Regions from separate parts of the Homo sapiens genome. Here region 2 is linked to region 1. The links are chromatin contacts, found by Hi-C in ENCODE. All regions are on one chromosome and are shown on one strand. The core of a region is the stretch at or near the end of the contact, and the rest is flanking DNA. Distances in the headings are between cores, read along the strand shown.

Region 1 (6,978 bases), core at 3,665-6,164:
ACAATAGAAAGCTCAGAAATAAAGCCACAAACAACCATTTGATCTTTGACAAGGCTGACAAAAACAAGCAATGGGGAAAAGGACTCCCTATTCAATAAATGGTGCTGGGATAGCTGGCTAGCCCTATGCAAAAGAATAAAACTAGACCCTTACCTTTCACCATATACAAAAATTAGCTCAAGATAGATTAAAGATTTAAATATAAGACCTCAAACTATAACAATCCTAGAAGAAAACCTAGGAAATAACCTTCTTGACCTCAGCTTTGGCAAATCATTTTTGGTGAAGTTTCCAAAAGCAATTGCAACAAAACCAAAAATTGACAAGTGGGATCTAATTAAACTAAAGAACTTCTGTACAGCAAAAGAAACTATCAACAGTGTAAACAGACAACCTACAGAATGGGAGAAAATATTAGCAAACTATGTACCAAACAAAGGTCTCATGTCCAGAACCTATAAGGAACTTAAATCAACAGATAAAAAAGAATCCCATTTAAAAAATGAGCAAAGGACATGAACAGACACTTCTCCAAAGAAAACATACAAGCAGCCAACAAACATATGAAAAAATGCTTATCACTAATCATCAGAGAAATGCAAATCAAAACCATGATGAGATACCATGTCACATCAGCTACTATTAAAAAGTCAAAAAACAACAGATGCTGGTCAGGCTATGGAAAAAAGGGAATGCTTACATACTGTTGGTAGGAATGTAAATTAGTTCAGCCCCTGTGAAAAGCAGCTTGGAGATTTCTCAAAGAACTTAAAATAGAGCTACCATTCAACCCAGCAATCCCACTACTGGGTATATACCCAAAGGAAAATAGATCATTATACCAAGAAGACACATGCACTAGTATGTTCACTGTAGCACTATTCATAGTAGCAAAGACATAGAGTCAACCTAGGTGCCCATCAGTGGTCAACTGGATAAAGACAATGTGGTACATATACATCATGTAATACTATGCAGCCATATAAAAGAATGAAATCATGTACTTTGCAGTAATGTGGATGGAGCTGGAGGCCATAATCCTAAGCAAATTAATGCAGGGATGGAAAACCAAATACTGCATGTTCTCACAAGTGAGAGCTAAACATTGAGCACACATGGACATAAACGTAGAAATGACAGACACTGCTAACTACCAGAAGGAGAAGAAAGGGAGGAGGCTGTGGGTTGAAAAACTACCTATTGGATACTACATTCACTACATGGGTATAATATACCCATGTAGCAAACCTGCACATGTATCCCCTATATCTAAAATAGAAGTTGATTTTTTTTTTTTAAAGGGACAGCATCTCATCTGCCTGAAGGATGAACTCTATCTGACCTCTCAAAGTGTCTGCTGAACCCTGGGCTGAGTGTGGTGGCTCATGCCTATAATCTCAACACTTTGGAAGGCTAAGGCTAGAGGATCGCTTGAAGCCAGGAGTTTGAAACCAGCCTGGGCAACAAAGCAAGACCCTGTCTCTACAAAAAAGAAAAAAATTAGCCAGGCATGGACAACAGAGTGAGACCTTGTCTCAGAGAAGAAAAAAATTAAAAATGTCTACTGAACACAAGGTGTACAACACCTTAAAGAAGAGAGCATGAATGATCCTGGGTACCTGGAGTAATAAAAATAAAGTGAACACTTCATAAAAAAGAAAAGCAAGATGCATTATTGTAATGCAAAATAAGAAAAATACAAGTTTCTCTCTAGTTGATACCTTGATGAAAATGGGGTCCTCAGCGTAAATCAACTTTTCAAGTTACAGGACCTTCAGGATTCATCTAATTCCTTTTAGAAACTTCTGACAGTTTTTAGTAAAAATAAAAAATTCCTAACATTTCTCTCCAGTAAGGCAGCTGTTCAGTATCAGGAAGTCTTAATTATGATAATAACCACATATATTTCTGCTTTTCAAAGATAGAATAATTACAACAAACATGAAGTGAAACTCTTGCTGTTGTTCTAGAATGCTTCATCATGAGTAATCCTATCTGTGTAAAATTGTTTTGTGATAGAATAAAAATACACATGAATATTTCACATTTGAGTTAGAGGATGCCCTTTGAAGAAAGCAGTGGCTATGAGGGAAGGGAAGGCACATAAAAACAGTCACCTGGAGCAAGAATTTGCCCCTGTAACTAGCACTGTTTGGAAGACTAAGCTACTCTTTTTAGAGTTTTAGTTTTTTCTAAAACTTTATTTTAGAAATTAAAGAGAACAGGCTGGGTGTGGTGGCTCACGCCTGTAATCCCAGCACTTTGGGAGGCCGAGGCGGGCGGATCATGAGGTCAGGAAATCGAGACCATCCTGGCCAACATGGTGAAACCCCGTCTGTACTAAAAATACAAAAAATTAGCCGGGCGTGGTGGCAGGTGCCTGTAGTCCCAGCTACTCGGGAGGCTGAGGCAGGAGAATGGCGTGAACCCGGGAGGCGGAGCTTGCAGTGAGCAGAGATCGCACCACTGCACTCCAGCCTGGGCAACAGAGCAAGACTCCATCTCAAAAAAAAAAAAAAAAAAAAAAGAAATTAAAGAGAATAAAATATATTGTTCTTTTTCACTGCATTGTACTCAAGCCACCTTTTATGTCTTTTAGGGTTTTTTTGTTTCAAACATTGAGCATAATGATACATCCCCGAAACCAGATGGTATATGAACTATTTTAACAAAGAAACAAGGAAAAGAAAATATTTGTGGTCTTTCCAGAAATCTTTTACAACTTACTCATTTAATGGCAATTACTAGGAAAGCAGAAGTTTGAAATTGTAGCTGAGGCATATAATTACCCATTTTTGACCTATTTATAAACTTCTCTGAGCGAAAAGAAGAGTCGATGGCTACACCTACTCTTTTCCATTGCTGACATATAAAGTGAAGTGAAAATATTTGGCTAGGCATTCAACTGTTAGTCATTCAATTGTTTCACTAGCTTCACATCCAGAGGCTCACAGCTGGAGTCTCTCAAATGCTACCTATTGTGGATACATACATCATTACATTTAAATAACAAAACAGACCTAAAGAACATTGTGAAATGGAGCAGAGCATAGAGCAGACATTCCCAGGGCTTCAGAGTCGAGATGGTGTACAGTAGTGAGCTCTAGGAAAACACAGTGGGAATGTAGATACAGAAATTAAGTAAATGTACATATTTATGAAGGCCTTTCCTCTCAGCACCATAAAAAACCCTTGCAGTGAGTGTGCATCCTCATGACAGCCTTGGGCAAGAGGAGCCAGTATCATCCTACCAGGAAACCTTCACATACAGAGGTTGGAAGGCATGAACCTGGTATGCTCCTAGAGCAAAATCTGAGGTTCTGATCGTAATTATGGTTTCTCTTTGAATAATGAAGCAAAGATGTGTGTGTTCAAATTGACGTGATTTATCCAGCCAACTTATTTTAGAAAAATCTACATTTGACAGAATCAATTTAATATGTTCATCATTCTTAAAATCAAATGACATACTATCTAATTCCTTGTCACATATGGAAAAGGTTTTTTAAAAACCACATTGACTCCACTGTCATCCACAAGGTTTGTGTAATCATCACTTTAGTCAGGTAAGGAAACAATCACTCTCAGATTTGTTGAGAAAATGAACTCTCTGGTTTCATACTTGTAATAGAAACCAATTAAAATAAACCTCCCTGTAACTAATGTTCTCACTATTAGGTGATGTATTAGTATGAATGAAAAACTCACACATTTGCAGAAAAAATAAATCAATGGTAAAAAAATTGTCAACCTAATGTATTTCAGCCTGTAGTAGACAAAAATAAATTCTCTAGTAGTAAAAGTTGTAAACATAAAATGAAATTAAGCAAATATGAATTAGAGAGTCATTAGTTGAGAACAATCATTTTAAAATACACAAATGAGGAATTGGGCTTGTTCAATAAAAACCCAATTCAACACGAGGTCAAGAGATCAAGACCATCCTGGTCAACGTGGTGAAACCCTGTCTCTACTAGAAATACAAAAAAATTAGCTGGGCACGGTGGCACGTGCCTGTAATCCCAGCTATTCGGGAGGCTGAGGCAGGAGAATTGCTTGAACCTCGCAGGCAGAGGTTGCAGTGAGCTGACATCACACCACTGCACTCCAGCCTGGCAACAGAGTGAGACTCCACCAGAAAAAAAAAAAAAAAAAAAAGCCCAACTCAAAGTCGTACTTAGAGGTTAGTAACCACAAAATGGATCATGGTGCTACCACGTAACTAAAATAAATAGGAGGCTAAAAAGTAAGTAGTAATTATATTGGAAATGGCTCTATTTCCTTCCAACTGCAAGTAATCTTAGTCACTCTTCATGAAATAGCAGCAAGTGATCCTCAGGACGATGCTTTTGCTTCTCAGCATCAGATGGTACAGAGTAGTGTGCTCTAGCACAACACAGTAGGAATGCTGACACAGAATTTCTGTATCTGCTCTAGCATCCAGAGGTTCGTAGTGCAAAACTCTGCACTATAGCTTTCTTCCTCCTCATCTTCCTTCTCCAATTCTCCCTTGAATCCCTTTTCTAGATCTCTTCTATTGCCTATGGGATTCCTTGGCTGTTTCTAACCAAACTCTGCTTCCTCAAACCTTTTCCTTAGAAATGCTTTGTCTTAACTGAAGTCTGGCTGTCCCTGATGATGTCTCCAGCCTCCTCAGTATCCTTCTGAGCAAGGAGGGTTCTGCAGGGTCCTTGTTTCCCAAGGCAACTCTCAGAAGAGTTTTGCCATCACTACGAAATATCTGTTCCTCTTTTGAAGTTGGTGCACTCCACCTACAGTCATTCTGTCTTCCCTGCTTGTCACCAACAACCTTGGTCATTTCCTCACTTTTCTCAGTGACTTTACTATTTAGCATTTGGTTTTCTGCCATCACTGTTGGCCACCATCCATGTTAATGTTCCTTCTAACATCCTGGCTTCATGGTTCCCTGACCACTTCCTCTGCTCCTGCGACCTTAACTTCCACTTAAACTATCCACTCGAACAGATGCATCTTACATTCTTTTATCACTTGGAAAGAGTTTAAGTTTTTTAAACTTTCAGAATCCTCTCTTTGATCACAACCACTGCTCCCTCTCCATATTTTCTCATCTGACACTCCCCATTTTCATTCTTGGTATAACTTCCATTTTCTTGATTCCTTTCTCTTTTCCCCTCAAGCCTTAATCTTGTTGAATCTGTTTCCTTTTCTGAACCTACACACGGCTTGGCTGATAATCTCAGTAATGTTTCTCAAGGATCATCTAATTAAATACCATAACATCCCACTGTGCCAGTACTGCCAAAGACATATGTCCTGTTTCTACCTTCACAGTGCTCATTATTGCTGAAATAAAGTCATGAAACCATGCTCACTGAATTGAATGTGGGTTTACACTCTTGAAATTCAAATGGGTTCTCTTGATTGCCAGGAAATATACACATTCCTTTTTTGGTATTCTTTCTCTCTCTTAGTTCTCCACCCTTTTCGTGCTTTGTAATATTACCCACAGTTACCACAACTGTCTTTCCTCTTTCAGCAGATGCCTTCATCGCATACTTTCCTGACATTATTGTTATTTGAATTGGAATCTTAGTCTTGCCTTCATTGCATCTTTTCTCCTTCACCATTGTCTCTGAGGGTAAAGTTTTCATCCTACTTTCTGTGGAAGGCCTTGTATGGATTATACTGTAAATGTTGGTCTTTAAAGTATTTGGTTTACTTTTAACTTTAAAATTGGCCAGGTGTGGTGGCTCACGTCTCATAATCTCAACACTTTGAGAGGCCAAGGCAGGCAGATTGCTTGAGACCTGGCTGGGCAACAATGGCAAAACTCCATCTCTACAAAAAATAAAAAAAATAGCTGGGTGTGGTGTTGTGCACTTGTAGTCCCAGCTACTTGGGAGGCTGAGGCAGGAGGATCACCTGAGCCCAGGGAGGTCAAGGTTGCAATGAGCTGTGACAGACCACTGCACTCCAGCCTGGGTGGCAGAGTGAGACCCTGGCTTGAAAATACATACATACATATATACATAAATAGCTTATTCATATCATATTCATTTAAACACCTGAGATGTACAATTAAAGGGATAAGAGTTTTGTTTGGTGGGGGCAGGTGTTGTTGGAAAACAGTGTTTGTGGAGGAGTAAAGTTATTTTGGAATATAGGACATTTTCTGGGGAAGGATTCCTAGGAAGAGTTCTAAAAATCCAGATGGAATCCTGAAGGTCATTGGTTTCTAGAAGGAGATCCCACACGGGAGGTGAGAACATTCAGTGCCAGAGCATTCCACTTCTGAATGTGCTCAAAATTAAGCTTACTTAGCAAGCAACTATTATTTAACAAGAAGCATCCATGATGAACAGTCAAATGAACTGAAGTTTAATGGAGGAAGGAGGATGGAAGAGAAAGGATCAAAAGTACCTATTTATTTTAAAATAATACTTTGTAATTATAAAAGCATTATGTCAAAAAGTTGGAAAATCAGGAATAGTTAATGAGAAGATATAATCTGCCCAAATTTCCAGCACTCAAAGAACCACTGGTTACACTTTGGTGTATTTTCTTCTAATATATAATATACATTTTAGTTGGTTAAAGTGTATTATTTTTTATTTTTTCATAAAATTGACATTAAGTTACATATATCATTTTGTCTATTTTCACTTAACACTATATTGTTCATATTTTCCATCAAATTCATAGCTTTATCTATGAGCATATTGTTCATATGTGGCTCCATCTTATCTCTGAGCTTAGCCACTCCCCCTTTTAAAATAAAAGGTCTCTACCCAGTAGGGATGACTATTTTCACCTTACTTTGTAATTACTAAAAGAGCTCTCCTACGCACTTAGGTAAAATGAAGATATGTTGAAGAAATATTGTTATCATCATGTATTCCTTCATGTAAAACACCTAATATTTGAAATGGACATATGGTATTTCTTATGGATGATTGAGTGCCACTTCAAACACAGATAGGGTATCTGCAAGTATTT
Region 2 (7,256 bases), core at 347-2,846, 570 kb before region 1:
TAAGAACAAGAAAAATAAAAATTTTCTTTCCCTTACTTATTCCTTCCTTGATGCTCTTCCTTTACTTATGTAGATGGTAGTTTCAGACCTGTATCATTTTTCTTCTCTCTGAAGATCTTCTTTTAACATTTCTGGCCAAGGATGTATACTGGCAACAATTTCCCTCAATTTCTGTCTGTCTGAGAAAGCTTTAATTTCTCCTCACCTTTTGAAGGATAATTTCACAGGGCACAGAATTCTAGGTTTGTGGTGTTTTTTTCCATCCACGCTAAGTATTTCATTCCACTTTCTACTTGCCTGCATGGTTTCTGAGAAGTCACATATAATTCTTATCTTTGCTCCTTTATAGGCAAAGTTTTTTCTCTCTGGCTTCTTTTAGGATATTTTTTCTTTACCTCTGATTTTCTAGTCTAAAAATGATATGCCTAGGTAGAGTTTTCTTTTGGAATTTATCTTGTTTTGTGTTCCCTGAGCTTTTTCAATCTATGGTTTGGTGACTGAAGACAATTTGGGGGAAATTCTCAATCATTGCTATTCAAATATTTCTTCTGTTCCTTTCTCTCATTCTTTTCCTTCTGGTGTTTCCATTTGTGTATGTCCCACTCTTTTCGGATATTCTGTTCTGGTTTTTTGTTTTTTTTTTCAGTCTTCTTTTTCTGTTTGCTCTTTAGTCTGGGAGGTTTCTACTGAGGTATCTTCAAGTTTACAGATTCTTTTTCGGCTGTGTGCAGTCTGCTAATAAGCCATCAGACACATTCTTCATTCTGATTACACTGCTTTTGAGCTCTAGCATTTATTTTTGGTTCTTTCTTGGGATTTCCATCCCTCTGCTTACATTGCCCATCTGTTCTTGCATGCTGTCTACTTTATCCATTACAGCCCTAAGCATGTTAATAATAGTTGTTTTAAATTTCCAGCCTAATAATTCCACCATCCCTGACATATTTTAGGCTGGTTCTCAGGCTTTCTCTGTCTCTTCAAACTACATTTTTGCCTTTCAATATGTCTTGTAATTTTTTCTTGATAGCTGGACATGAGGCACTGGTTAAAAGGAACTGCTGTCGATTAGCCTTTAGTAATGTGGTGGTATGGTGTTGGGGTGGGGAAGTGTTCTATAATTTCACAATTAGGTATCTGTTCTTTAGGCAGCCTGTGCCTCTGGACTGTGAACTTCACAGATGTGTCTCAGTTCCCACCCTGCACAGGTGGACTGAATGGCTAGAGTGGGTTGGAGTTGGGCATTTATTTTCCCTGGGTCAGTTAGGGTCTGATGAAACCCCAGCAGGTTAGGCTCTGGTTAAATAGTTTCTCCTGAGGGCAGGCATTGTTAAGAACACAGTTTTCTGGCGTATTTCAAAATGGTTCCTTTTCTCCTCCCCATGCCAGAAGGAGAGGATTCGTCTCCAATATTCACTGCGAGGAACTGTTTGAGCTCCTGGAGGGGGACTCAGTCCCCTGGAATATTTATTAATATCTCTCAAACTTGTCCACACTGAGCCTCCAGCAATTCATCAGTTGCAATTCAGGTTTCCCTTCCCCAACACAGGTTCCTGAGAGGTTTCAGCTTGTGGGTTTCCGCTCAGTTGCTCCATTATGGGGGCAGCGGTTTGCCCTGTGACTTCACTTCTCTTATGGATCTAAGAATAGAATTGTTGATTTTTCAGTTTGTTCTGCATTTTATTTGTGGTGGGAAACAGTAGCAACTTCTTATAAGCTAGACTGGAACCACAAGCCTATTTTTTAGTTTGGTTTTCTTTAGGTAGAATGAATGGAGGCAGGACAAAAGTGGGAATCCAAGTTTTGAAATGAGTTATTTTGAGACCTCAGGTGTCTGAATTTGAGCAGAGTGTATCGCATTCATTGGCCTTTTACATATATCCTATATCGTTATTCAGAGATTGGTTTGATTTCAACTTGGCCCTGGGGATATGAACCTAAATACGGTACATTTTGAGTGGGATCCCTGATGTGATCGGCCCTGAATGATCCTATCACATCTCAAATAAAAGTTGACTGGAAGGACTCAGATTGCCTCTCTTTGATCCCATCCTTAGGTTCTTCCGTTCCCTCCCGTGCGCTGTTTCGTCTGCGGCCCCCTCCCTTCTGGAGTTCTGTGCGTGTGCTCCGGTTGACCTGGCTCCTCTCCAGGCCTGCTGCACCGCTCATACTCGGGAACGGCCCCGCACTGTGCTCCCTGCCGGGATTGACTTTTTCTTAGTGCTCACATTTTCTTCTTTCTTGTTTTACTCTCTTGTTTGCTTGAGGACATCTTCACATTACCTATTCATAAAAATACTCGAGAAAGAGGATTTCTGAGGGTTTTCAGGTCTGGAAATATTTTTGCCCGTCTTCCTACTTAAATGATAGGTTAGCTGGCTCTAAGAATCATTTTCCTCACATATTCTACCACAGCTACCTAACGTGCACCTCTGTGTCTCCTTTTCCTCTCCCAGCTCCATGTAACTGTAACTCCTTCTCAAATGGAGCCTAGGAGGCAGAAGGAAGGGCATGCAGGGTTTTAGGTGCTGTGGGGATTCAATACAGAGAGGGCCTGTACTGGACCTGGGCCGGAGCATCCTTCAGGCCAGAGAGAGCTTGGGGCCTGAGAGGTACCTTGAGGCAAGGGTCAGAGCTCTGAGGTTACTGAAGAGAGCTTGGCCCATGGGATCCATAGACAAGAGAAAAGACAAGAAGGAGAACAACCCAGCTGATCAGTGCAGACCAATTTTTTTTTCTTTTTTTTGAGACAGTCTCTTTCTGTTGCCCAGGCTGGAGTTCAGTGGTGTGATCTCGGGCTCACTGATCCTCCGCCTCCAGGGTTCAAGTGATTCTCACGCCTCAGCCTCCCAAGTAGCTGGGGTTACAGGCAACTGCCACCACGCCCGGCTAATTTTTGTATTTTTAGTAGAGACGGGGGTTTTACAATGTTGGCCAAGATGGTCTTGAATTCCTGACCTCAAGTGATCCGCCCACCTCAGTCTCTCAAATTGCTGGGATTACAGGTATGAGCCAACACGCCTGGCCTTAGGGCAGCCAAATTTACCCAAAAGAGAGAAAGAACACACAGCTAAATTCCAACTTCACCAGCCTGGGCGACAAAGGGAAACCCCATCTCCACAAAAAATACAAAAATTAGCCAGGCATGGTGGTGCGTACCTATAATCCCAGCTACTCCAGGGAGCTGAGGATAAGGGATTGCTTGAGCCCAAGAGGTCAAGGCTGCTGTGAGTTCTGATTGCACTCCAGCACTCCAGCCTGGGTGACAGAGTGAGACCCTGTCTCAAAAACAAAACAAAACAAAAATTGAATTTTAGATCAATAATGAATAATTCTTTTTATGTAAGTCTGTCCCATGTAATATATTCTACCCAGCAACCCAGCCTACAGCTGACACAACTATACCTAGAAGGACTTGCTGGTCTCTCTGGCCCTCAAGGAGTGGCGAATGAAATAAGACTTTGTATCTTTGGCCAAGCTTGGTGGCTCACACCTGTAATCCCAGCACTTTAGGAGGCTGAGGCGGGTAGATTGCTTGAGTTCAGGAGTTTGAGAACAGCCTGGGCAACATGGCGAGACTCCATCTCAATTATTTTTAAAATTTAAACAAAAAAAAAAGACTTTGTATCTTTACAACTAAGAGAAAATTAACCTTTGTAGCTAAGGAAACTGGGGAGCAGAGAAGATAAGATAAGCATTTTCCAGCTGAGGACTTGTCTGTCTACAGGATCAGAGACCATGGAGCCTCCTGTACTCAAGAGATAGCTGCTGCTGAAGACCTGGCCCCAGGTGAATAACATAGGCAAAGGAACAACAAAGCCAGAATGGGGAAGAGTGAGCAGAGCATCCAGAAATGGCGGTTGCCAGCAAAATAGAACTGCTGAAAAAGGGCATGGCAACTTGAACAGAAAAAGTAATTAGTGCAATTGAGGAGCTTCAATTACAGCGTTAAACTGGAACTCAAGAACATGATTTTTTAAGTTTAAAAATATAGCAGATGTACTGAAAAAGTGTATGGTAACTATTGAGAAGTGAACAGAGGTCTGGAAGTACAAGGGAAAGAAATCTCTCAAAAAAGCAAACATTTAAAGTCAGACATCAAAAAAGCAAATATAAAGGAACCAGAAGATGGATCTAGAAGTTGTAACTTGTAAATAAATAGGAATTTCAGAAGAGTAAAGCAATCGAAGGAGGAGAGACAATATTTAAACAAACAGGTGAAGAAAATTTTACAGAGCTAAAGAAAGAGTTTCATCCTCAGAATTCTTTGAGTTTCAAGGAACAGGGGATGAAAACCGGAACACACTAGAGATTCCATTACTGTGTTGTAATTCCAAGGGTAATGACAAAGTTCTACAGTCTTCTAGATAGAAAGAACAAATTGTTTACATAGAAAAAGATTAAGACTGGCTTTAGATTTCTAACTACAACTTTAATATCAGAAAGTAGTAGGATAATAACTAGTGGCAACTGACGGTGTGATTTAAAAATCAAAACCCAAACACATATTACTTAAGAAACCCACGTTAGGCCAGGCACTGTGGCTCACACCTGTAATCGTAGCATTTTGGGAGGCTGAGGCGGGCGGATCACTGGAGATCAGGAGTTCAAGACCAGCCTGGCCAACATGGCAAAACCCTGTCTCTACTAAAAATACAAAAATTAGCTGGGCGTGGTGGCACATGCCTGTAATCCCAGCTACTCAGGAGGCTGAGGCAGGAGAATCACTTGGACCCAGGAGGCAGAGGTTGCAGTGAGCCCAGATCATGTCATTGCACTCCAGCCTGGGTGATAGAGGGAGACTCCGCCTCAAACAAACAAACAAACAAACAAAAGAAACTCACTTTAAACAAAGTGAGAAAGAAAAGTTAAACTTCAGAGGATATGTAAAAAGATACTGCCGGGCACGGTGGCTCACGCCTGTAATCCTAGCACTTTGGGAGGCCAAGGCGGGTGGATCACCTGAGGTTAGGAGTTCGAAACCAGCCTGGCCAACATGGTGAAACCCCTTCTCTACTAAAAATACAAAAAAATTATACAGGTGTGGTGCAGGCACCTGTAATCCCAGCTCCTTGGGAGGCTGAAGCAGGAGAATCGCTTGAAGGCAGACGTTGCAGTGAGCTGAAATCGTGCCACTGCACTCCAGCCTGGGCAACAGAGCGAGACTCCATCTCAAAAAAAAAAAAAGATCCACCAGATAAATATAAATCAAAAGAAGTCAAGTCTAGCGGTCCTATTAGCGGTCCAAACAGCATGCATATTAATATGTAATGACAAAAGGCAAATTGATAACAGAGGTATAACAATCATAAGTCATGTTCACCAATCATTGTAGTAGCTAAACATATAAAGCATAATCTTTATGTTAGGAGATTTTAACACACCTTTTTCAGACTCACATATATCTAACAGACAAAATAAATAGAAACAGAAGAATAGAATAAAACAAACAACAAATTTGACCTAAAACATGTATGGAATGTTACATTTCATAACTATATTTCTTTTGTGTTTTAATGGAACATTTACAAAAGTTAATCTTGTTTTTGTTTCCAAAGGATATCTAAGTCAATATACAGGAGTAGAGATTTTATAGGCCACATTCCCTGATTATAATCCAAAAAAGAAAATAAAAGGAGTAAGTAATGAAAAGGGATACCCCTCAAAAAACCCTCTAATTACTTGAAAATTAAGAAAAAATATTCTAGGCCAGGTGCGGTGGCTCACTCCTATTATCCCAGCACTTTGGGAGGCTGAGGTGGATGGATCACTTGAGGCCAGGAGTTTGAGACCAGCCTGGGCAACATAGTGAAACCCCATCTTTACTAATACAGAAAGAAAAAAAGAAAAAAAAAATTAGCTGTGTGTGGTGGTGCGTGCTTGCAGTCCCAGCTACTTGGGAGGCTGAGGCATGAGAATAGCTGGAACCCAGGAGGCAGAGGTTGCAGTGAGCTGAGATTGTGCCACTGTACTCCAACCTGGGTGACAGAGCGAGACTCTGTCTCAAAAAAAAAAAGAAGAAAGAAACAATATTCTAAATAACTCTTATCAAAATGTAAACAAAACTGAAATTACAAACCATATACAAAGCAATGAGGAAAAAGTTCATACCAAAATATACACAACATAGTTCAAATTATTCCTATGGGAATTCATAGCCTTAAATATTTTATTATTAAGGAAAAAATTTAGGCCAGGCACAGTGGCTCACCCCTGTAATCCCAGCACTTCGGGAGGCCAAGGCAGGCAGATCACTTGAGGTCAGGAGTTTGAGACCAGCTTGGCCAGTATGGTGAAACCCTGCCTCTTCAACAAATACAAAAATTAGCCAGGCATGATGGTTGAACCAGGAGTCAGAGGTTGCGGTGAGTCGAGATCGTGCCACTGCACTCCAGCCTGGGTGACAGAGTGAGACTCTGTCTCAAAAAAAAAGGAAAAAAAGTTAAAAAATATTTAAGGTCCAGTTAAAAAATTTAGAACAAGAACACCAAAATAAACAAAACATAAATTTGGAAGAGAGAATAAAGATGAAAATTAATGAACAGAAAACAAAGTATAAAGGGGAAATAAATCTAAAAGCTGATTCTTATGTAAGACTCCCCCAAAGAGATAAAATTTCAGGGAAATCTCCAAAGGCTCAACTGCCGCACACCAAGAAAGAACTAGAATTTGAAAATGTGATGTGAGAGAGGTCATATGACAGGCAAGAGAAAAGTGCAAACAGTGCTGCTGGCGTGCCTTCTTCCCCGCCCCCACACTGCCCACCCCAACTCTGGAGGAGCCTTGTGGGGGTGATATGGTTTGGCTCTGTGTCCCAACCCAAATCTCATCTCTAATTTGTAATCCCCATGTGTAGAGGGAGGGAGGTGACTGGATCGGGGGGCAGTTTCCCCATGCTGTTCTCATGATAGTGAGTGAGTTCTCATGTGATCTGGTGGTTTTACAAGGGGCTCTTCCCCCTTCGCTTTCTCCTGCCACCTTGTGAAGAAGGTGTCTGCTTCCCCTTCCACCATGATTATAAGTTTCCTGAGGCCTCCCCAGCCATGCAGAACTGTGAGTCAATTAAACTTCCTTCCTTTATAAATTACCCAGTCTCGGGTAGTATCTTTATAGCAGTGTGAAAACAGACTAATACAGGGGGGCAGGTAGGTAACAGGAGCAATCAGACCCCTCCTAGCCAGTGGCATGGAAGGTAGTGAATCAGGCCTGAGCTAGGGAGAGAGGATAAACTTTGAATTGGATGAGATACTGAGGTTTTA

Evidence for each region. Hi-C counts contacts between places; a loop is a spot of excess contacts on that map. Pooled maps may share reads with other maps.
Region 2: a map with no recorded cell type shows a loop between it and region 1 (4-fold over the local background). The contact joins two enhancer-like sites. A Hi-C loop is called at or near these places in 2 of 37 single-sample maps with no recorded cell type and 1 of 50 pooled maps.

The regions. Positions count from the first base shown.
Region 1 is chr4:168,721,072-168,728,049 of GRCh38, reverse strand. All of the region lies in intron 10 of PALLD (palladin, cytoskeletal associated protein), which reads right to left. Among named protein-coding and RNA genes, the nearest start is that of PALLD-AS1, 76 kb to the right of the region's middle. Within about 2 kb of position 4,914, at least 5 of the 41 ENCODE cell types and tissues checked have a DNase peak (open chromatin) inside an H3K27ac peak, as active enhancers do.
Region 2 is chr4:169,287,876-169,295,131 of GRCh38, reverse strand. The region is part of intron 2 of LOC105377529 (a long non-coding RNA gene); the gene reads left to right. Among named protein-coding and RNA genes, the nearest start is that of SH3RF1, 21 kb to the right of the region's middle. RefSeq lists enhancers at 1,604-1,723, 1,734-1,803 and a silencer at 4,629-4,793. Within about 2 kb of position 1,596, at least 3 of the 41 ENCODE cell types and tissues checked have a DNase peak (open chromatin) inside an H3K27ac peak, as active enhancers do.